Linked DNA regions of Mus musculus: all the other regions are linked to region 2. A link is a loop called in an ENCODE intact Hi-C map of the cell type or tissue named here. Cell type or tissue: heart. All regions are shown on one strand.

Region 1 (8,000 bases), 180 kb after region 2:
CAGAACCCTATGCCCACCTGCCCCAACTGCAACCTGCTGTCTTGTTTTCTGCTACAGTAAGTCAAGAATCTACAAAGTAGACAGTGGCCACTTCCCAGAGGCTACATAGCATGGCTCCAGAATGGCTTGCTTCCTACTTAGAATCTCCAAGATGCTTGTGGCTGGTTATTCCCAGGCAGGCTGAGAAGTGACAGACTCAGGTAGCATTTTTGTGGTACACATTCCATCTTGTTTTAGCATACTGGACATCATAAAGCAGGGAGAAGGTCTAAATGAGACATACCCCTCAAACCCACCCTTGTCAGGGGAAAGGAGGAAGTTTGCTGTGAGGTGGGAACACAGTTGGCACTGAGGCTTTTTGGAAAGAAGGAAGGACAGGATTTTTGTCTTTGGGGCCTCAGCAACCCAGCCTCCCAGGCACTCTAAAAGACAGTGTTGCCTAATGATCAGACACACACACACACACACACACAACCTCTGGGCCTGCACTTCTGCCGTCCACAACTGTTCAGGTGCTGCAGTGACATGGGCCACAGCCAGGACTTCAGACTCTATTTTCCTAACCTCCTGCAGCTGCACTCCCCCTTCCACACCCCAGAGCCCTAGATGTCACCTGCCACCTAGGCTTGTGTGCACTGGGGACATCCCAAGTCTCCTTGCCCCTCTTCCTGACCTCTTCCTCAAAATCCTGCCTGTGCCACCTTCTCCAGCCTCCTTCCACTGAGGCTGAGAGAGAATGGCTTATGGAGGACAGGGAACAAGATAACCACCATCACTATCACCACTACCATCACTATCATCACCAGCTCTTTTATCACCAGCACCATCACTGTCATCACCAGCACCAGCACTATCATCACACTATCGTCACTATCACAAGTACTATCTTGCTATCAACATCACCACCACCATCATTATAACTAGCACCACCACCATCATCACCATGGTCATTAAATACCAATTCCTCACCCAGATCTGTACTCAGCATTTTACTGGCATGGTCTCATGTTCTTCTCTTACAAACCACTTTTGTGTGTCCTCATAGAAGAAGCCAGGGAAGCCTGGAACAGCTCGGAAATGTGCAGTTTCTGTTCTCCAGTTGTCACTTACAGGCATCTATGCTCACAGCCAAACCGCTCTCATGGACATGGCTGTTCTGTCTTCCCTGGGGTCTTGGCACAGCTCTGAGCAGGGTGTGGGGAATGCCCCAGGCAGGATGGTGATCAGACTGGAAGGAGGGAGGAGCCGCTGCTCTGGATCCCTAAACCATTCATAGGCCAAGTCTTCCCCTGGTACCCACAGGTACTCCTTCCAGGATGAGGAGGACATGTTCATGGTGGTGGATCTGCTTCTGGGGGGAGACCTGCGCTACCACCTACAGCAGAATGTCCAGTTCTCAGAGGACACAGTGAGGCTGTACATCTGTGAGATGGCCCTGGCCCTGGACTACCTGCGTAGCCAACACATCATCCACAGGTGTGTGAACACCTGTGGCATGAGGCATCTTCCTGGGCTGAACGGTTGGGAATACCCTTGGGTCACACTCAAGCCTGGTCTGGCTCCTCTTCCCAGCGGTGGGCCCTGTCCAAACTACCCACTTTGAGGATGGACGCAGAGGACTTAGTCCTCATGGGTGTACCACAGAGCCTGGCCACACCCAGTGGCTCTTATTTATCTATTGACCACATCATGGGACTTCATACTGATTGTGGCATTTGTAGAAACCACATGGAATTGGGGAAATGTCTAATTAGAAAGCAGGTAGGATCAGGGAGCAGAAATTAGGCTAAAACCCTGCAGTCTTGGCTCAAACTGAGGTGCGTTATAAGGCAGATAAACCTGATTTCTAACCTCTCTGCCCTGGGATTCTGTTGTCTGGACAGGATTCAGGTATGTGATGGTTATTGAGTGCTAGATGTGTTCCTAGAAGTCAAGGTGGAGAGGACTGATGTCAGATTGTGAGCAGAGTGTAGACAAGTCCTCTTCTGTGCAGTTCCAGGGGTCTAGTGAGGGCATCATGGGAACCCGGCCCTGAGGGTCTTCTACAGTCCCCAGAGGCTTCCAGCTGTAGGTGCCTTCTGCACCTACATGTCCTCTGGCCAAGACTCCATGGATTGCTGGTGGCTCCCTTGTAGCTGTCTTCTAGGAGGCCCTGGTGCCCTCTGAATAGTGTGCGGTATGCCCTCTATGACACTAGGTTCTATGTTAGGATTCACTCTAAAAGCCAAGCCTTCCAAGCCTCTGCCTCTGATGGGAGCATCTGTCAGAGACGTCAGGGCATGAATAGTGTGGGTCTAAGCTCATTTTCTTGTTACCTTCTGTCCTCCTAGAGATGTCAAGCCTGACAACATCCTCCTGGATGAACAAGGTGAGTCCCTGGAGCTCTGGGACACAGAGAGGAGCATGGGTACCCGGCCCAGGACCTGGAAAGCCATGTCTGCCCTTTCTTCACAGGACATGCACACCTTACTGACTTCAACATTGCCACCATCATAAAGGATGGGGAGAGGGCGACAGCTTTAGCTGGGACCAAACCGTACATGGGTAAGCCAAAGGCGTCAGATGACACCTGACTATGCAGAGCCATGCCCCTGCCTAGTCCTTACTCCATAGTCAGATAAAGTCTTAGAGCAAAGGACCTTGGGGTGCAACCAAATGGCAATGCAGTGTTTTATCTGCTGTGGGCTGGTCCAGAAGGGGGCTCCTCCCTGCAGGTGGCACAGTGCAGAACTGTGGCGGGTAGGGTTCTCTTTTAGATCTGGTGCAGACCTGGCTGGCGGTGTGATACGGGGTCATCAGACCCTCTAGCCCCACAGCTCAGCTCTTTCTTCTCTTCGTTGGAAAGCTCCAGAGATCTTCCACTCTTTCGTCAATGGCGGGACTGGCTACTCCTTCGAGGTGGACTGGTGGTCGGTGGGGGTGATGGCTTACGAGCTGCTACGAGGATGGGTACGGAGCCTTGTAACCCTAAGCTAGCCACTTCCTTGCCCCGGACTGGCTGAGAGCCATGGATGGAGGATGATACCCCTCCCCCCATAACCTCAGAGGACTCGGGCTTTTAAGCATATTAAGACAGATGCCTGAGTTAGCAAGTCTCCTTGGGTGGCTGGTGGTGGATGGGATGTTGTATGCAGCAGGTTCTTGGGAGGGACTTGCTTTTCTCTAGGGGCAGAGGCAGTGATCTGCGTAGGTCTCATACGGTATCCTCTACCATTCCATGGAGCCCCAAACCTGGAAAAAAAAACCAGCACCTCCTGTCCTTTTGGACTGAACCACCCAGGCCTCAGAACCACCCTTGGTGGTGGTAGAGGGGGCATACCCTTGACAGATGAGCTTCTGGCCTCTGATACCCAGTTCAGTCGGGGCGCAAGCTCTACCCCCTGGCCTCTGGATCAGGTGGCTGCTGTTCTCAGAGCCTGGCCTTCACCTGGGCCTGAAGCTGGGTTCCTAGGGTGTTTGTACTTTTGTCTGGGTGCCATGCTGGGGAAGGCACTGGTGTAGTGCTTCCCTGCCCACAGAGACCCTACGATATCCACTCGAGCAATGCTGTGGAGTCGCTGGTTCAGCTGTTCAGCACTGTGAGTGTCCAGTACGTGCCCACCTGGTCCAAGGAGATGGTAGCCCTGCTGCGAAAGGTGAGCTCCCTCCCCTTCCCTTCTCCCAGAGTACCCATCCCTTCTGAGCTCAGGGAGACACCCCATCTTTCCATGGGCTCAGACTCCTTCACTAGCCCAGCCATAATCTTTTCTGGCAACTACTCTGAGACCCTGTGTGCCTCAGAGAGAAGGAATCTGCTACCAACATGTAGGTTTCTTGTTCTAGCAGCAGGCTCTCTGTGTTGGGCCCTCCTGGTAAGCTAAATATTAGCACACTCCAGTCTGTAATCCCCATCAGGAACTAATGTGACAGGACGTGGCTATCACCCACCTCTCATGACGCTCAGACCCAGGCAAAGACGGCATCAAGCCTTCTGCATCACACGTGTAGTGCAGGAAGAGGGTACCAGGATGACACGTAGCTCAAGCTATGTTCTAGTCTCCTTTACCCCTGACCACACTACAAAAGGTGCACAACACTTCTAGGGAACAAATTAAAAACCAACCCAAAGCCGGGTGTGGTGGTGCATGCCTGTAATCCCACCACTTGGGAGGCAGAGGCAGGCAGATTTCTGAGTTCGAGGCCAACCTGGTCTACAAAGTGAGTTCCAGGACAGCCAGGGCTATACAGAGAAACCCTGTCTCGAAAAAACAAAAAACAAACAAACAACAACAATCCAGCCCACCTCCCACCCTGTACCTTACAGCTAAGCTCTGTCTATAGCTGCTGGTAGGAGGATGGAGGATCCCAGACATTAAGGACACAGGGATGGAAGGATCCAGGCCATCAGGGACACAGAGACACTATATATCCAGGGACTGGGCTAGGGGCTGTTTAATCACAAGAAGAGCTGTTCTCTAAATAATGTTGATTGAAGTATTGGAAGGGGTAGATCCAGAGAGCAGAAGCTATAGCCAGGACAGGTGTGAAGAAAGGGCTATTATATACGAGACCTGACCAGGAGGCACCTGGCCCTGGTGATCTGATGTCCTGATGCAGTGCGGGTATGAATGTTTCTGGAGTCTGGAGGTGTTACTTGGAAGCTTTGCAGTAATTAGTTGGGCCTGCATGCTAGTATGAGAGTGTTAGCCAGGCCATCACTGCCACCTGCTGGCAAATCTTGGCAGGACGTCCCTGCAGCTCCTCTGTTGTCCTTGGATATGGGGCACTGGGATCAAAGAGTCCCTAGGGCCATATCCTTTGATGCCACCTTTTCTCACAAGCCACTTTCGATCCTGAGGTTCCGAGCCTTGTTCTATGGACACCTTCAAGGGTCGCCCCAACCTGAGACAGGTGGCCATTCTTCTTTGGGGCTTTATCTGAGAGGGGCCCTCCTTGCAGCTCCTCACCGTGAACCCTGAGCACCGGTTCTCCAGTCTCCAAGACATGCAGACAGCCCCATCGCTGGCCCACGTGCTGTGGGACGACCTGAGTGAAAAGAAGGTGGAGCCAGGCTTTGTGCCCAATGTAAGCCCCGAGTGCCCAGACAGGTGGCTCCAGGCTGTTGGGGTGGTGGTGGAGAACCCGCAGGCTGGGCTCAGTACCCTGTCTCTCCACAGAAAGGCCGCCTGCACTGTGATCCCACCTTTGAGCTGGAGGAGATGATCCTTGAGTCGAGGCCTCTGCACAAGAAGAAAAAGCGGCTGGCCAAGAATAAGTCTCGGGACAGCAGCAGAGACAGTTCCCAGTCGGTGAGTGCGGGCCTCAGGGTTCAGGTCCTCCCCACATCTGTCTGTGGCATGCAAGGTCCCATCACAGCGCTCTGCATGGCCTCTGGGCAAAGTATGCATTCTACAATCAAGCAAGAGTCTTCCTAAAGTCCCAAGGAGGCCTATGACCTTCCCTCTACCTTTCCCGATTCCCTTGTCATAACTCCCACCCGCAGCCTGTCTGCACAGCTGCCCACAGCTATTTGCTCCTGGCCAGTAATTACCTGGAGAGCCAGGTGTGGGCAAGAGCAGGCACTCAGGGTGAAAAGCCCCGGATGCTATGCCCAGGGACATTAGTGCTCTGGTGACTTGTGTCCTGTTACATTGGTGCTCAGGTGTACCATATCCAAAATCAAAGTGACAAAGCTCTGCTCTCCTAAGGCTCCAAGAAGGAAACCATTCCCTGCCTCTGACTGTGGGGCTAGCTGTCAGAGTATCCCATGTAAAGTCACACTCACTAGTCTTAGGGTTTAAGTTCTCAACATATTTGAGGGTGAGGAGTCACCGTTTAGTTCCTAATACCAGGGTACAGATGCGACGTGCAGGAGAGCAACTGTTATGTGTCGAGTAGTGGTGATCAGTGGTCAGTGTTTGCCTACCTTTGGGCCTGTCTGAGCCTGGCACTCTGGAGTATAACTTCCCAGATCTGTGTTGTCCTAAAGAGGGTTGTATTAGTCAGGGTTCTCTAGAGTCACAGAACTTATGGATAATTTCTAAATAGTAAAGGAATTTATTGATGACTTACAGTCGGCAGCCCAATTCCCAACAATGGTTCAGTCGAAGCTGTGAATGGAAGTCCAAGGATCTAGCAGTTACTCAGTCTCACGCAGCAAGCAGGCGAAGGAGCAAGAGCAAGAGCTAGACTCCCTTCTTCCAATGTCCTTATATTGTCTCCAGCAAAAGGTGTAGCCCAGATTAAAGGTGTGTTCCACCACACCTTTAATCCCAGATGAAAGGCCTAGCCCAGATTAAAGGTGTGTTCCTTAACTCGGAGATTCAATCTTCTGGAATCCATAGCCACTATGGCTCAAGATCTTCAAACCAAGATCCAGATAAGGATCTCCAAGCCTTCAGATAAGGGTCACTGGTGAGCCTTCCAATTCCGGATTGTAGTTCATTCCAAATATTGTCAAGTTGACAACCAGGAATAGCCACTACAATCCACCCCTTGTCAACTTGACACAAATAATATCTCATGTTCACATGAAACAATAACAAGGTTGTAAATACGCCTAACATGATATAACTATCCCTCGTACAATCGCAAACGCATTAGTAAATTTACAATGGGCATTCATATTACTTTATAATCCTCGTTTCTGCAACTGGTTACGTGGCCTTAATTGGTATTTATAACTACCTTCCTCTACTACCCATTCTGTATTTCCTTCACCTTCAGCCAGCACCTCAGCAGGTCTTGGCTCTTTTCCTGGAGGATTGACCCATACCTTCATTCCTGATGGGTCTGCGTCCTTTGTCATCCTGCTTGGATTAGGCTGTTGTAGTTTCCCATTGACTTTAATCACAGGACATGGTAGTACTAAGAGACGCCCTAAGGGATCTCCTGCACTCCAGACATAATCTTGCTTACCACCATTGTGAAGAGGTAATCCAATTTCCCCATGGTAATCTGGATCTATCACCCCTCCTAACACTGTTATTCCTTTTTTAGCCTGTTGGTTTAAGGGCATTAGAAGCCCAAAATGACCAGGGGGAAGTCTGAGCTTCCAGTTCAATGAAATGTTTGTTGTAGCTCCTGGTAGGAGCACTCCCCTCTCTGGAGCCAAAACTTCTAAGCCAGCAGAACCTAGAGTTATGGGGACAGGAAGCAAAAATTTTCCTAGAGGGTCACTAGGAGTGATAGTAAGTGGAACTATTCCGTTTTCCACCCCTTGATTCCTGGACCCATGAATCCTGGCTATGGGTGAAACTGTACCATATATTGAGCGCTGATTCAAAGCATATACTGCCTTCTGAAGAACTCTGCCCCAGCCTTCCAAGCTGTTACCACCTAATTGGCGCTGTAACTGCATCTTCAAAAGGCCATTCCATCTTTCTATCAGCCCAGCTGCTTCAGGATGATGGGGAATGTGGTAAGACCAGTGAATTCCATGATCGTGAGCCCACTGTCGTACTTCTCTGGCTGTGAAATGAGTTCCTTGGTCAGAAGCAATACTGTGTGGAATACCATGACGATAGATGAGGCATTCTGTCAGTCCGTGAATGGTGGTTTTAGCAGAGGCATTACGTGCAGGAAAGGCAAATCCATAACCAGAATAAGTATCTACTCCAGTAAGAACAAAACGCTGTCCTTTCCACGAAGGAAGTGGTCCAATGTAGTCAACCTGCCACCAGGTTGCTGGCTGGTCACCTCGAGGAATGGTGCCATATCTGGGGCTCAGTGTTGGTTTCTGCTGTTGGCAGATCTGGCAATCAGCAGCAGCTGTAGCCAGGTCAGCCTTGGTGAGTGGAAGCCCATGTTGCTGAGCCCAAGCATAACCTCCATCTCGACCACCATGGCCACTTTGTTCATGTGCCCATTGAGCAATGACAGGGATGGCTGGGGAGAGAGGCTGATTGTCCACAGAACGGGTCATCTTATCCACTTGATTATTGAACTCCTCCTCAGCTGAAGTCACCTTTTGGTGAGCATTTACATGGGACACAAATATCTTCACATCCTTTGCCCATTTG
Region 2 (8,000 bases):
GGTGGTCCCTCTGCCCTGAGGGGGGCAGTGTCCTTGTTCAGCCAGCCATTCCTGAAGGAGGCAATGTCCTTGTTCAGACCCTATGAAATAGCCAGCCATTCCTGGGGTTGTCCTCTTGTTCAGCCAGCTATTCCTGGGGTTGTCCTCTGGAGAGGTCCAGAACAGATAAAGGGGGAAGTGACAAGGGCTAGCCATGCTAAAAGGCCACCACTAAAACCTTGTCTGCAGGGACTACAGAACACTGACTCCTCCTCCCCAGCCCTGTCCATCAGCCAGCAGCAAGCAGCTGCGCTAGGCCACAGCCTGGGGGAGAAACCGGAGCTGGGACCTACCAGGGGATGCCTGTTGTAAGAGCAGGCTTACCAGCGAGGCTTTCAATATGAGAAGGCCTTGCTGGGTACCGCTGGGTACCACGTCCAGCTTTCCTGTGTGTGATGGTTATGGTTAATTGTCAACTTGATACAATGTAGCTTTCCTGTGTGTGATACAATGTAGAATCAACTAGGAAGAGAGTCTTAGTAAGAAATTAACCTATGGGCGTGCCTGTGAGAGATTGTTTGTTTGTTTTTGAAATTGGGTTGCTATGGGAAGACTGTGGTGGTTTGAATGAAACCCCCATAGGCCCATAGGGAATGACGTTATTTGGAGGGGTAGCCTTGTTGGAGTAGGTGTGGCCTTGTTGGATACAATGTGTCACTACAGGTGGGCTTTGAGGCTGCTAATGTTCAAGCCAGCTCTCTCTTCCTGCTGCCTGCAGATCCAGTTATAGAACTCTAAGCTACCTCTCCAGTGCTGTGCCCATCTGCCCTGCTTCCTTGCTGAAGCCTAAGCAATGCTGTCTTCTAACCATGGTCTTGACCTACCCTAATGACCAGACACAGCAGCCTTGGTGCTTGGCTAAGCCCCTTGGCTAAGAGGAATCTATCGTTGCCCAGACACTGGGTCCCCTAAGGCTATCTGGTCCACGTCCTCAGGAAATGCTTCTGTTATCTGGATGTAGGGAGCATGCCTGACAGTGCTAGGGAGTGGAAGGTGAGGGCTGACCTTACAGATCTGCTCCCTGGTCACGAGAGGGGCCTTTGCACTTCGAGGCTATCAGTTTCCATTCCGTTGTGCTGATAAGATAGCCTGACGAAGGCAACTTGTGGGAGCAAGGGTTTATTTGGTTCACAACTCTAGGTTACAGTCCATCAATTCTGTGAATGTCACTGCAGCAAAAGAGTGAGAGAACTGTCTGCCTTACATCTGTAGTCAGAAGACAGCAATAGGTGTGCGCATGCGTGCATGCGTGGATGAGTGCGTGCTGGAGCTCAGCTTCCTGTCACCTTCCCATGCCTTCCAGGGCCCTGCCCATGAAATGGTGCTGTCCACATTCAGGGCAGGTTCTTGTTTTAGAGTTTCTATTGCTGTGAAGAAAGTCTATGATCATGGCAACTCTTTTAAAAAGAAAACAAAGGTGGTAGCACAGGCCTTTAGTCCTAACACTTAAAAAGCAGAGGCAGGTGGATCTCTGTGAATTTGAGACTAGCTTGATCTACATACTGACAGGATAGCCAGGGCTCCCAAAAAAAAAAAAAAAAAAAAAAAAAAGGAAAAAAGGAGGGTGGGGTGGGATGTGCGGAATCTTACTGTTTATCTTGGACAGACTATGTGTCTGTTTCCCTTCAGTCAATCACAGGGATATCCCTACCTTCCTACTATGGGTTACTAACACTGGGCACAGGCAAAAGAAAGGTCCAACCTACGTACTTGGGTTAAAAGCAAAAGAAGCAAGGTAGGGGTGATCAGTCTCCACCCATGGCCACAGGTAAATCACTTAAGGGGCAGGGCCCTGTAAAAGCACTGACCAGTCCACCCATGTGCCAAGAAGCTGAGTAGCTCAGCAGACCAGGGCCAGAGTGTTGGAACAAGGCTACAGACAGGCATAATAACAGTGGCCTTAGCTCTGGCATAGGCTCTCAGGGCCACAGAATCCTGGGACAAATGTCAGGAAGCCCTTGGGACCCGATTGAATGTGGGCTGAACCTGGGCCCTGGTATAGAAAGCAGCCTCCCTAACTTGCCTGAGCAGGCTGGGCTCTTCACGTGGCTCACCCATGTGCACCTGCCACCTCTGAGCCCCGCTGTCACCCTGCCAAGCATCCGGGTTGCTATGGAAATGAAGATGTCACCTCGTTCCTCTCCCAGGACCTGCACACCCTGTGCCAAGGACTCAGTGTGAGATGTTTGTTACAACTCAGCTTCTTTGAAAACACCCTCCCCCACTCCCCCAGGATGACTGCATTGACCTTGGATGCCCTGGCGTCAGAGCCAAGCTCTGCAGCCCCAGAGGTGTAGCCCATTTGCCCTAGCTCCCCGGAAGTGTGCTCCCTCATGTCTGTGCCCTCATGGCTATGCCACTCCAGTTCCGTGTCCCGCAGGATGGTCCCATGACTGTTCTCTGGGACTCTGCATCCAGGAAGAGGTACCCCCCACAGGTCTGTGTGAACTGGGGCTATGCTACTTCTAGCCAGTTTGCACAGCTAAGGAGAGACATGAAAACCTTGGCAGCCATGTTGCTACCACTCCCCAGCTCCCACCTGCAGCACAATGGAGCCTCTCTGAACTACCCTGGCGGAGCACCCTGGAAACCAGGGCTAGAGAACTGACCCACCCAGGGTCCAAGCATCTAACACTCCATATCCATCGGGCCACTGGCATTGTGTCTCTACCCCATGCCGGTATCCCTGAGATGCTATGCCGTCTCTTAATCTTTGAGGTTGACAGTCTCTGCTTTAGAAAAGTTCTTAAGCTCAGCCCCCAAAGTTCCAAAATATGTACATTTATCATGAAATCAAATCCACATGCAGCCCCTAGACCTTTGCCTGGCTCTCGCCTCACAACACTGGTCACAGGCTGTCCCTTCTTCTGTTTGTCCATGGCCCCTCTACCTAGTGCCTCTCCAACTTCACCCTAGCTGCCCAGAACCTTACCTTGGGGATTTTCCAGGACACCCCTCTCTCTTGTCTTAAAAAAGTGCTCACTTTTCTTAGATACTTAATCTGAGAAGAGGTGATTGTATTCCTTTCTCTTGGACCTGTCAGCCCTGAGCCTGGATTCCCCTCTCTGGATCTATGCAATACTGCGAAGTGTCGGCAGGTGGCGCCACTGCACTGTCGGGTCCCTTCCTGCTGGAGGCTAAGGGAAGACCACCCAAGGTGGCACAGCCTCCTCCTGCCTGTGACCCCACCCTGGGAAGTTCTAAAGGCTGAAGTGCTCTTGAGGTGGGGAGCAGCTGAGAGTTGTTCAGGACTCTGCTGTTTTAAGACCGTACCTAGAGATAGCGTTAATATCATTCTGGGGCACGAAACAGGGGGGGTGCGGGGTGGGGGAAGCAGAGCGGGGGTTTGTTGTTGCCTGCTCAAAATCTAGTTTCTTAAAGTGACCCAGCAAAGCCTAAGAGTCTAGCTCTCCCTGTCCTCCCTGCCACACTCCAAATCTCAGTCCCAAGCAGACTGGCCACAGGCAGTACCGAAAGCACTGGACATCTTCCCTGGGAATTCTGCCCTAGTACCTAGTGGTTTTGCTCAGCTGGGATTGGGGGAGGTGTAGGAAACATCAAAGTTCTTAGACAGACGGAGGCTTCAATCCTCAGACCAGCCAGACCAAAGCCAATGCCAATCAACCTTGGGTGCTGAAGACCAGCCCTGTTGGGGTTAAGGGGACATGTTAAATTGCTATCACCAGATGGGTCAGTTGGGACCACCAAACCTCTAGCCCCTCCTTCCTGCTATATGGCTTCCCGGAGGCCCTCAATTTGGGAGCCAGGCTACCCAGAGCTTCATGAAGGTCAAGACCAGGGACTCTGCTTCTCTTTGGCAGTCTGGCTGGTCTGAGGATTGGGGCCTCCATCTGTCTAAGAACTTCGATGTTTCCTGCACCTCCCCAAATCCCAGCTGAGCAAAAAAAAAAAAAAAAAAAAAAAACAAAAAAAAAACAAAACCCACTAGGTACAAGGGAATATGGAGGGGATGTGGGCCTAGCTACCACAGGCAGCCGGTGTAAGGGTTGTTGTTGCTATAAGGGAGCCTGGTTCAGTGTCGCCTTTCTGCAAGAAGCCAGCAGATGGTGCCCACCCCTTCAGGTTCTGCTGACCACATAGAGACGACAGAGTCAGGTCACTGGGCAGCAGAAGGTCCTGTGTTAGGCAAGCCAGCCTGTGTGCCTCTGGGGATTAGCCTTGTGGGCTCTAAACTGAGTGCTGGTAGCCACCATTGCCAGGAGGCCCCAAGGAAGCAGTGCTCTGCAGGGCCATTCCCTCCTTTGCTGCTGACCGATGGGGCTCCTGGATTTCTGCAATGGGTTGCAGCTCATTGTGTCCCAGCACACTCCTGAGTGTCACCTGCTAGGAGCCAGGTACTCCTGTGGATGTGGGTCAGATTCTGTTAAGTGGACCTACTGTAACTCTGTGGGTCAGATTCTGTTAAGTGGACCTACTGTGCCTCTACTCGATTTGTAGCCCCTCCCCCCCCCCCAGTTTGGGAGTGTATGGAGGGAAGTGTCCCAGCTCCAGGTGGACCACACCTCCCCAGATTCCCTGAGCACATCTGCTCTATAGCACTGCATGCTCCTATGACCGTGAAAAGGGCAGCCTGTCACCCACATGTGCTGACTGGAAGTCAAAGTCAGATGTGAATATTTCATGGATGGTAACATAAATAATGCACTTAAGCGGAAGGATAATGTGAATATTTTATACATCGGAGTGCAGTTGAATTTAAAAAAATTTAAAAAGTCCATGTTATAGGCATATAGCCTGAGGTCACATGGGAGGCAGTTGGTAGCCTGGGGCATTTCTCAGGCTCAGGTCTGTGTTAAGGCTGCATATCCGCACTTTCTGCTCTCCTGGGGTTACAGTTCAGCCCTTACCTGCCCCCCACCCCTTCCTGATGCCACTATGCCCCAAAGCCCACAGGATCTGCATTCTGGTGTCTCCTGTATTTGAGACCTCAGCAGGTGGCCCTCTGAATAAAGATGGCTCCTCACAGTCATGCTAGGAAGGGCCCAGCTAAAGCAATGGGGCTCCCTACACCAACATTCTGGGGTTCCTTGCTCTAAGGGAGTGAATAGAGGCTTGAGTCCCAGAAAACAAAGCAAGCATTCCAGGGCCTCCAGCCTACCATCTCCTGGCTTCTGTTTAATCTTTCTCTACTAAAAAGGCATTTCTTTTTATATTTTTAGACTTTTGGATAATGTACATTTTAGTTTATTAATGTCTATAATAAAAGCCCAAGAGAAACTCCTCAGTACCAGAAGAACTCGGGCAAGGCCTAGGGCAGGCCTCTCTTTTCTCTTCATACTTCATGTGGGAGCCACATGTGGGAAGGGGATCTAATTCTGCTTCTCTCGAGGTGAGGCGCGGGGGTGGTGGTGGGGGCATCCTTCTTTGGTTTAGAAACCCCACTTACTAAGGTAATGTTTAATTAGTACTGTTATGGCCTTCCTTGCTGTATGTGAGGGCTCTTTAGACCAGTGTCTGAGGGCTGGCTTCCCCTAATGCCCTCCTCCCTCGACCATCACCACCCTGTCCCTTAGAGAGGGAGCCAATGTTGCTCATATTGTATTTTAATTAGGATTTTTGACAGGCCATTTGTTTCCAGCCTCTGCCTGAGCAGACCAGTAGGCTTCTCAGGCTGTCCCCCTCTAAAACCTGAGGGGCTATAGCGGCAGCCCTTCCAAGGCAACCTGGGGTCCTGGGAATGGGTGGGAGGGTGCCGCCAGGTGAGCCTCCCCAACTTCTCTGTGTCGGGAGCAAGGGTGGTCCTACTTACTACAGCCTCCCCAGGCTACATTCCTGAAAACCAGACTGAGGCCACCTGTTCGCACAGGCCCAAACCGGCTTTTCCGGCCGCCTAGCACTCAGCTTCACCGGGCTTCTAGCCTCTGGCCTCTGGTGTGTAGGAGGCAGGGGAGAAGGTTGCTGTGGGGCCTGGTGCTGGCCTTGGAGAGAAACTGGAAATGGGCATCTATCTCTGTCTGAGGTTTGTGTAAAATCAGGAACCTACAAACCCTCCCGTGCCTGGGCCTTCTAGGGGAAGAGATGGAAACGTTGATTCAGAAAGGGGGAGGGGAGAAGGAAGGGGGTGGGGGAGGGCAGGGGGAGGGTAGAAGGAAGGGGGTGGGGGAGGGCAGGGGGAGGGTGGGAAGAGTACAGGATGGGCACTCACCAAGGTTGCACATACTTAGCCCTCTCTGCCTCTCATATCTCCTACAGGGAAAGCTATCAGAGGGGTAGAACCCAGTGGCCCCTCCCTGCTAATGCTGCATCCAGTCCAGGCCCAAGGCACCCAGAAGCTCTGGGCTAACCCTGATCTGCACTGTGACATAGATGACAGGTAAGGGGGCAGCCAGGTTCCTCATTGCTCTGTGATGGTCCCACGTGTCATCCCTAAGGCTTGGGGTCTGGACTACATGTTGGGCCACTCTGGCCACCACCACTCAGGATGCAGTAGGACCTGGATTCCAGGTCTGGAAGCAGACCCACACCCCTAGGAGGACCCCCTGCAACTAGGCCCCCAGCCTGACTGTCATTCTGGCAACCCCAAAAACAACCCACTAGAGAAGCACTAGGTCACTGGCCCCTACTTCCAAGCTCAGGTGGGTCTTGGAAAATTCCCACAGTGAGCTAGCTCCCAAGGCCAGGCTGTGCTTCTGAGGGGACACTACTCAGGGCAGAGGTCAGGTGTGCCTCTCCTCAGAGAACCTCATCATCTCTTGTCTATTAGCTATACAGAGTCCCTGGGGAGCAACCTGGATGACCTTGCTCAGACTGGATCTTCCACTTTCCCTCCTTGTCTATTCTCTCTGACATTTCTTCCCCTACCCTCCTGACTGTTCCCCTTCCTCCTCCTCCTCCTCCCCCTCCCCCTCCTCTGCCAGCTCCTCCCCCTGCCCACACTTCCTCTGTCTCTCCCTGAGTGAGTCAGCAGGGAGCTAGCTGACAGCCCATTGCAATCCCTCTGTCTAGCCACCCTTCTCTTCTAGAATGTTCCATGCATGAGGCCTCCTCTGCACTCAGTCAGGCGTGGACCCTGACTACCTTTCCCCTGAGCCTGCTTTATCTACAGAGGTAGACCAAGCTCTTTCTTACCCTTGGCCTGTCTTCTACTGCTGCTGGTTGCAAGGGTGATTGGGCCTTACCTAAGTGAGAAGGAGGGTCCTTCTTCCCATGGGCCGTGGACATATCAGGGGGCTGTGTTGGGAAGGGCTTGATGCTCATAAGTGGTGGGGGGCAGGGGGAAGGAGGCTAGGATGCCATAGTCAAAGCCCAGATTTACTACGAGCTCATCAATTAGTGGCTCCCACCTTGGGCCCCTCCAGAGAAGTTTCTAGAATCCCATGCCTCTTTTGCAGAGTGCAGCCCACAACTGTAGCCCACAACTGAGGCTGTAGTCCCTCACACTAGGCCTTAACCCCACCCTACTGTATTGTACCCAAAAGGTCCAGCCTTAAGAAGGCTGCAGCCTATGCCTTAAAGTCAATCCCTGGTGTAATGTCTCCAGTCGACTCTAAGACGCCATGACCAGCCTCTATCCCTCAGCCTTCATGAGATCACCCAGGTTTCTGGGATATGGACAGAGCCTGGAGTGGCTGTGCTTACTCAGCTAAAGCATTGTGTCCAGGAGTTGACAGCCAGTGGGGGAGGGACGTTTCAGGTCCCTTTGACTACTCTCCCTCAGCCAAGGGTATTTGAGGTAGAGAGGACGTGAACAACAAACAGCCTTCTTTGCTCCTGCTGCAATGCTGGCAATGGAGGGGGTCTAGGGGGTGTAGGACGAGTCTCTATACAGCAATATGGATAAAGGATTAGCCAAGAGAGGGACAGGAGTCAAGGAACAAATGGGGTGTGAGGAGTTAGGGGACCTTGAGCCTGGGAGCTGTGACAGGGCCAGGCCTCTCTTGCCTCTTGGGGGATAACCAGGCCTAACCACTCAGCTCAGCTCAGGGACTTCAAGGCTTCCG
Region 3 (8,000 bases), 290 kb before region 2:
TGAAGCCTGCTGCAGCTGCCGGCAAGTCTGACCCAGCAGAAGGTTGCACAGGGCAGGTGGGTCTATGTGGGCATTTTTAAGAGCTTCAGTTTAAGACTTTTCCTGCACAGCTCAATCCCTGAATGTCCTGCCCATTTCGGTGAGCTTGGAGATCCCAGACCCTAAATCTTAATGATGGGCAGTGTGCGGAGAGACAGCTTAACCCTAGCACCTGAGTGTTCCTCTTCCGCTATCTTTCTAGCATTTCTGGGAAGCTGGGTACTCAGTGTGCTTGCTGTGGCAGGGACAGAGCAGAGGGCCTCAGGGTTCCTGGGCTGCAATCTTGCTCTGAGGATTGTAGAAACAACGGGACGCAGAAGATTCCTCAGTATAGGGCCCCTCGGGCTCAAAGAGTGCATATCCACACTTCCTAATATGTCTGACAACAACGGTGGCCATTCCACCAAGTTCCCTGCAGAGGTATGCCCCTTCCTACAGGCTGAAATGGAACTTAATGGCTGGAGCTTGGCAGCCACTTCGTGCAATGAGATAGAACTTACATGTGGAGGATGATGGAGTCGCAGCGAGGAACCTGGGTAGCTGAGGTTCCTCAGTAAGGCTGGTAGGAGGATAGTACTCTACCTCATTGCATCACTAACTAGAACCCTGAAGACAGCCCAGGTCCAAAAGCGGGGCTTTGCCTTCCTTTCTGTGTTTGTCCAGCTCCAAAGTCACTTGAGAATGGGCTATGTATCTGGCTTCAGCCAAGGATTCTACCCAGAGGAGAACAGAGAGAAGTGGATGGGGTGTGCCGGACTTAGCTGGGCTATGGAGAAGGCCCAAGCCAGAGAAGTCCGGGTCTCTGCTCCGTTGTTCTGGTGTTCTGCTCTAGCAGCTGTTCAACTCCCTGCCTCCCCACACTCCCCAGCATGGAAAACGGGGAGAGATGCTGAGCATGACAGCAGACAGGAAGAAATGTCCTCAAGTCCTGAGGTGTCCAGACAGAAGCCACCAGGAACCCCAGAGCGCCCCCTATCCCACGTCTAGGCCCTTTGCCTTCAGGGGACAACTAGGATCCTTCCCCCTTTTTTTGTCCCCAGGCCTGGTGGTTCTTGGCTGCTGAATGAGTCAAGGAGATCCTGTCCCACAATTCCCTGTATCACCAAGAAGGGCTGAGGCTGGGCAGCAAGGTACCTCCCACAACACAGGGAATAAATAGTCACTAGATTCACACAATGGGACCCGAGTGGACCCTCGGAGCCTGTTTTCTGTTGGGGTGGCCAAGGTGGAGGGCGAGGCTGACTCTCCAAGCGTTCGGCTTTGAAAATTATCCTAGTTTGCTTTCTGTTGCTGTTACAAATGTCATGACCAAAAGCAACTTGAGGAAGAAACGAGTTTACTTCATCTTACATCTCTCAAGTCACACTCCATCACCGAGAGGAGTCAGGGCAGGAACTCAGGGAGGGAATCTGAAGGAAGAAACTAGGCAGAGGCCATGGAGGAAGACTATTTGCTGGCTTGCTCTTCATGGCTTGCTCAGCCTGCTTTCCTATACATGCTGGTACTACCCACAGTAGGCTGGGCCCACCTACATCAGTCATTAATCAAGAAAATGTTCTATAGGCATGCCCATAGGCCAATCTGGTGGAGGCATTTCTCAATCAAGGTTCTGTCTTCCTTAGCTTATGCCAAAGTGACAACAAAGCAAATCAACAACAACAACAACAGTAAAAACAACAACAATAACAACAGCAACAGCAGCAGCAACAACAACAGGAAAACCTAATGAGCATAGCCAGGTGGCAGTGACATACCACACGCCTTTAATCCCAGCATGTAGGAGACAGAGGCAGTTGGATCTCTGAGGTCAAGGCCAGCCAGCCAGCCATCCTGGTCTACAGACTTCCAGGACAGCCAGGTCTAGTCAGAGAAACTCTGCCTTGAAAACAAACAAACAAACAAGCAACAACAACAACAAACCCAAGGAATTAAAAACTCATGAGCACATAAGGTCTTTACTGAAAGTTTAGAAAATGGTCCAGATGGACAAGGCAGGGATGAAAGACCCTGTGTGCATTCTGTCAACTCTGTGTGTTTGCACTAAGAGACAGTGGGGGAACTTGAGCATTGGAAGGAGTCTGAACTGGAGAGGCAGCAGAAGGTCTGTGTGCTGGCTTTCAGTGTTCAACCTTTGGCTCGAAGACCCTGCAAATTTGCCTCCAAATCAGAAGCACTTTGTTGGCAACCATACTCACCCCCTAGGGTAGAAACCACCCAGTGTTGGGAATTGTTTCTATCTCTCCTATAGAGCAAAGGGAAGAATCATGCCAGACACAGAGAGGAAGCAAGAGATTGTTCATCATGGGCAGTGTCAGGAACCCATCCCAATGGCCAGGGAGACCACACAAAGGAAAGGTCTTTGATGAGTAAAAGGGGTGGTGGAAAGCAGGGGTCAAGGCCAGCGCTGGGGAACACAGGAGTGTGTAGGTTGAGTGTATTGGTTACTGCTTTATTAAAGCTGTGCTAGAACACCATGATCAAGACAACTCGTAAAGAAGGGTTCATTTGGCGTATGGTCCCAGAGGGATGAGAAGCTGTCGCGGTGTGGAAGCATGGAAGCAGGCAGCAATCATGAGGCAGAAGCTGAGAGCTCACATCTTGAACCACAAGCAGAAAGCAAAGATGATAGATACACAGGGAATGCCACAACGTTTTGAAACCTCAAAGCCCCCTCCCAGTGACAGATCTACTCCTCCAGCAAGACCACACCTCCTGAACTTTTCAAACAGTAGCAATGAGGACTAGGTGTTCAAATGCCGAAGACTAAGACGGCTTCTCATTCGTTCAAACTACTACACTGGGCATCTGTAAGATGGCCCATGGAGAATTTAGTGTTGATATGTAAAGACACTGACCTGTCTCACACTTCAGGCCAGTGTTTACAGCACTGCAGACCAATCTGTCCGCCTGCCCCTCTTGCCGCTGACGCCCCTTCCCCAGAGTCCTTTCGTTAGCATTCGATCCAGGCAGGGCTAGGCCCATCCTTCTGTTTTGCTTTTTGCTTGCCTTTGTTTCAAGTGGGTGTGGTTTGGTTTTGTCATCCCAGAGGTCAAATCTAATTTACACATGATAAGATAAAGGGTCCTACCAATGGGCTACATACCCAGCCCTTAATTTCTTGATAGAGGTTCTGCAATGTAGTTCAAGCTAGCTTGAAATTCTCAGTCCTTCTGCCTCTACCTCTTGCATGCAACAATTGTAAGCTACCATCTTGACCCCACAACTACTTGTACTACCATGATGATCCCACAGTTTGGGTTTTAATCATTGTGGCCTCTTAATTTGCTTTAAGATCTGGTTGCTAGACCCTGTTGTTATCTTGTATGTAATTTGAGCATTTGTTTCCATCTTAGACACTGGGAACATTCCTCTCCATTTCCCAGTTGTATTAGATCTCATTTGTGTGTACCCTAAGTACTCGAGGACTTTACCAACATCTACAGGTTTTGTTATTGTTTTGTTTGTTTTCTGCCTACACAGCCTACAAAAGAGAAAACTGGTCTCTGATGCAGAAGTTTGTCTCTCTGAGCTATGGGGACTGACAGCATGCTACTCAACGAAGCATTAAAGTAGGGTGGTGACCGGCCTGCTCTGGGGCTACTGCGGAGGGGGATGAAGTGGCGGGCGGATGTAGTTTAACTCTTACTCACACAAATGCAGCTAAGGGCAGGAATAGTACTAGAGCAGGGACTTCTGCCTCTCCTCCTGAGGGGAAATCTCTTATCCAGCAAGCTGACCAGTCTCCTGTGGTCTTTCTCATACATGAAGTTTCAGGACCACACTGACATCTGTGTGGATAGTATCAGTGCAGAGAGCCAGGCACCAGCCAGTGTCAATGACTGCCGAGAGGTCCAGCATGCAGGGAAGCTAGGGAGGAAAACTGCTGCCCTAGCACCCAGCTTCCTAAAAAAAAAAAAAAAGTGTCAAAGCTTCCTAACTTAAGGGAGCTCAGTTCCTTACTCTTCTGTGTATTTCCTGTGTGAAGAGAGAAGGGTTGGTCACATTGTCCGGCTAGCTTTTCACTGCCACCTGGAGGCCACATGTGGAATGGCTTCTGGCCTCACTACTGTGGTGGGTCAGGCTGAGGCTGTGCTGTGAAACCTGGACCTCAGCAAGAGATGCTGATGATGATAGGCTCAAAGCCTGTGGGAAGTTTGGACAGGCCTGGCCAGAGAAGCAATGTAACCAGAGGTGCTGCCAGCCACCGGGTCAGTACAACAGGCTTAAACACTGGGTCCCCAAGATCAAACTGCCTCCTTCTGGGAGCTCTGGCAGGGCCTGGCTACCACCTTCCTCCAAGGTCAGTGGTTGTTGCGTGCAGAAGCCTCACCACCTAACTGGAAAGTATAGACAGAGTCAGCTGACACCAGCTAGTGGCCATCAGACCTGGGCACTGTGAACAGCTAAAACAGCCTCAAAACTTCCCCTTAGGGCAGCTGCTCTGGAAAGACCCAGTGTCCCAACATTCCCCATCACATAGCCTCTTGATTCTGCCCACTGACTGCTGTGTTGTCTATAAAGTAATCTACTTGGTTAGTGGCCTCTGGACCTAGTTTTGATTTGCAATCAGAGGTTTCAGTGGGGCTCAAGTCAAGGGGCCAAGCCTGGCTGGCTCAAACCCATCCTGATGGATCCTTTTTACCCAGACTGTTCATCTCAGTACCATCTTCCACACCCCACCACCTCCTGGCATCTCCCTTTCCCTGGAATCCAGAGGAGAACTTTGGATATCTGCTGCTGTTTGGTCGAATGTACATATGGTTCCTCCATTTGAGGCTCATAGGACATTGCCCAGAAGAGCTTCTTCCAAGCCATCCCTCCCCCTCATGGCTATAAGCAATGCTGGCTGGCAGCTCAGGGGCCTTTGAGAAAGGTCTCAGGGCTCTCCTAGAGAGGCATAGTACAGGGCTCCCAGAGTGAGCACCAAATATGGGACTCCTAGGGTGAGTCCTATAGTGCTCCTGGGGTGAGTCCCATGGTGCTCCTGAGGTGAGTCCCATGGTGGCCCTGTACAGTTCACCCCTCCCCCCTCATAACTCACTCTCCTCCTTCTGATTATGCTCTTACTCACAGGTCAGGAATATTCTGTGTGTTCCTCATTTCATGTGTGTATTTCCTTATCTACACACACACACACAGACACACACACACACACACACACACACACACGAGCGCACGAGCGTTCAAGCACATGGAGAAATCTACGGCTCCAGCAATTGGGTCTGTCTGAACCTCACCTCACTCAAATCAGTCTTTGAGCTTAAACAAACGCAGCGCTTCCAGGAACACTCAGACAGGGCCTGATCCGTCACGTCTTGCACTCATTTCTGAAGACCTGGCAGGACTCTTATTATTTCTTATTAATAGAAGTGATGAACGTTACCAACAGAAAGCCCCGTGCTGAGCAGCCAAGGCAGCTCAGGGCTGTCAGCTGTCCTGTGATGGTGGGCAATTGGTGGTAGCCTCTGAATATGAACAAGTGTGTTCACTTTGGGTTAACTGGGGTGCCTTCCTTAAGAATAAGGTGTGGTCTGCTCTAGTCATTGTCACGAGTTCACACAGTGTCCCTGGAAAGAGACTCCACCATCTTTACCAGCTGACCAGAGCACCCAAGGAAGGGCAGGGCAGTGACAGTTGGTGACCACAGGGTTTCTGCTTACTTCCTTGTCAATTTCCACCCTTAATGTTATGTTGCCACACTCGGAACAAATGGCACCACCCCGCCAGCATCCTTAATCACAGGATACTATCCTCTTGGTGTAATTCTAAGGTGCATGGTACTCAGCCTCCAACTCACTCCTTTGCTTAGTGCCCATCTCCCATCACAAGGAAGCACCCAGCAAGACCCCCATCCCCCATCCCTAGCCAGATAGGAAGGTGGACAAAAGCCTGGGGATGATAGAAAGAGTAATTACAAGCTAGAATCCTCAGACCAATCAGGATGATTGCCACTGGTCCTCCCCATCACAGGCATGACCAGCTGAGGCTGCAGGGAGCCCCTGGCCAGGGCTTAGCACAAGGATACCCAGGAGAGACCTCCCCAAGATGCTTAGAGTTTGCCTACCTCAGAAAGCACTGACTTTGGCAGCAACTGAACCTCTCACCAGCAGAAAGTCACCTCCACCCTCCACCAGAAAGCCCTCCAAGAGGGCACAGCTCCTGACTGAAGTACACCAAGAGCTCCTCTGGAATAGCACACACACACACACACACACACACACACACACACACACACACACACACACACACACTTGCCATTTCCCCCAGCCGGTTCAACCCCATCCCTGTATCACAGCAGTGATGGCCAGAGCATTAGCCTTAACACAAATCTTTTACCAGGCTCAGCAGTCAATTAGCTCATGTGGCACGTGGTCAGACACCCTGAAGGCCCCCAGAGAGAGCTCATTACACGCGATTGCACATCTGTGCCTGAGAGGCCCCGGGGAATTAGCTCTGCACTGTGATTTACAGCATCTTCTCTTTGTCCTTCCCTGAAGGAGACAAGATTCTTGGACACACACACTCCTCGCCACCCCGTGAAAGAGTGCACCTTGGGTGGCATGTGACTGTCTCCTAGAAAGCCTTAGCCCTCTCCACCTCCTGGCCTTTGCAGTCCCACAGCAGATCTACTTGCTTCCAGGGCAGGCCCTCTTGTGACTTAGGTAATTCTGCTCCATAGCTCCTACCTTGCTTCCCACTTGGTCTTCCAGCACATAGCAGAGGGTGGGAAGCCCAGCTGCCCAGTGTGCCTGGATAAAGCTGTGGAGGAGTTAGATATATTGCCCTCCAAATAAGAAGAACCAGGTACTTTCAACAAATCACAGCACAGGATACCCAAAGCCCAAGGAGAGAGGGCTGGCCCACAAGATGAGGTCAGGGCTCAGTTTTGTGTTATCTCACAACACATTCCTGAGCATTCAACTGCTACCTTAGCAGAGTCATTAGTCCATTGGTTCATCCAAGCTCTTTGAAGCTTGGTACCTGGTGGTGTCAGGGCTGGTCTGAGACCAAAGAATCAACTGAAGAGGGCCAAAGCCCAAACAGCAAGCATCCCAGGAGGGTTGGAAGAAGCAACCAAGATTTCCACCCTCCTACAGAAGGGCATCTGTTGGGAGAGAGTGAAGTCTTTGTCCAGGCACCTTGTAGCAGCCACAGGGACTTGAAGATTAGTGTTCCCAGTGCTGTGAGTCAACTACACAGTGTGGATGGTGAACACCCAGCATCACTCTTGAATTTCTCCTCGCAGAGCTGAAGCCGAACCTTTTGAGACTTCTGGGCCAGAACGCAGGCTCCTACGAAGCCACCTGCATCCTCACACCTGCCCTGACCATCAGCTGGGTCTGGCCAGAGTCAGCAGAAGACATCTAAAGAGTCCTGGCCAGCCTCTTTGCACACTGATAGGAACCTCCTGGTTCCTGGATGGCACCTGGGTATGTGGAGGCACACAAAGGCAGTGTGTTGGAGAGAGATACCACACATCCTTGTGAGGGCACTCCTATTCTCTGTGACTGTTGGACCATCTGGTCCCTCAGTCCTTGTTCAGGTCATGGCCTGGCACCACTCTAGCATCCTAGGCATCTTAGTGAGGTAGTCCTGAGATCTCCACAGCTTCTTCCCCATCCACCCTCTGGCAGGGAAGCTAAGTCCCAAGCAAATCGGTTACCCTCTTGGAGGTCACCCCCATGCACTGGCAACAGGCACCTGTGAATGAATCCTCTGGGGAGCAGAGAAGACCCAGACTTTTCTGTCCTCTACTCCCTATGCCAGCTCTCAGAGGCTTTTCAGCATGTTTAAGTTCAAGGACAGTTTCCTCTCCCAGGACCTCAGTGAAAACACGATAAAGAAGAACAACCCAGTCCAAGGTTGGCCCCCTGCCCCTTTCAGCCTGGATTGATCTTCATACTTAGAAAGCTACAGGAAGACAGGCTTGTGATAGAGACCAGCACCTCTCACAGCTCATG

Evidence for each region. A loop is a pair of places that touch in the nucleus more often than their neighbours do. Peaks named below come from ENCODE experiments on the same cell type or tissue, not always from the same donor. Only the 100,000 strongest peaks of a DNase experiment are listed, where the experiment ranks them.
Region 1: a loop joins it to region 2, with 4 times the contacts of the local background. A loop is called at or near these places in 18 of 42 quality-filtered maps.
Region 3: a loop joins it to region 2, with 3.0 times the contacts of the local background. A loop is called at or near these places in 9 of 42 quality-filtered maps.

What each region holds. Positions count from the first base shown.
Region 1 is chr7:139,116,305-139,124,304 of GRCm38, reverse strand. It overlaps Stk32c (serine/threonine kinase 32C), which reads left to right. Exons shown (of 12, transcript NM_021302.3): 4 at 1,303-1,476; 5 at 2,331-2,368; 6 at 2,455-2,544; 7 at 2,846-2,949; 8 at 3,519-3,635; 9 at 4,939-5,064; 10 at 5,157-5,288. Among named protein-coding and RNA genes, the nearest start is that of Dpysl4, 34 kb to the right of the region's middle. In heart, a CTCF peak has its summit at 4,717 (motif pointing left); a DNase peak (open chromatin) is centred at 4,704; H3K27me3 peaks cover 3,078 bases.
Region 2 is chr7:139,294,792-139,302,791 of GRCm38, reverse strand. Gm32486 (a long non-coding RNA gene) reads left to right here and starts at 5,860. Exons shown (of 3, transcript XR_880989.2): 1 at 5,860-6,019; 2 at 6,253-6,373. In heart, CTCF peaks have their summits at 2,940, 3,140 (motif pointing right) and 4,112 (motif pointing right); DNase peaks (open chromatin) are centred at 2,153 and 3,171; H3K27ac peaks cover 4,378 bases.
Region 3 is chr7:139,586,555-139,594,554 of GRCm38, reverse strand. All of the region lies in intron 1 of Gm33031 (a long non-coding RNA gene), which reads right to left. Among named protein-coding and RNA genes, the nearest start is that of Nkx6-2, 7.8 kb to the right of the region's middle. In heart, a CTCF peak has its summit at 4,080 (motif pointing left); a DNase peak (open chromatin) is centred at 4,124; H3K27me3 peaks cover 4,205 bases.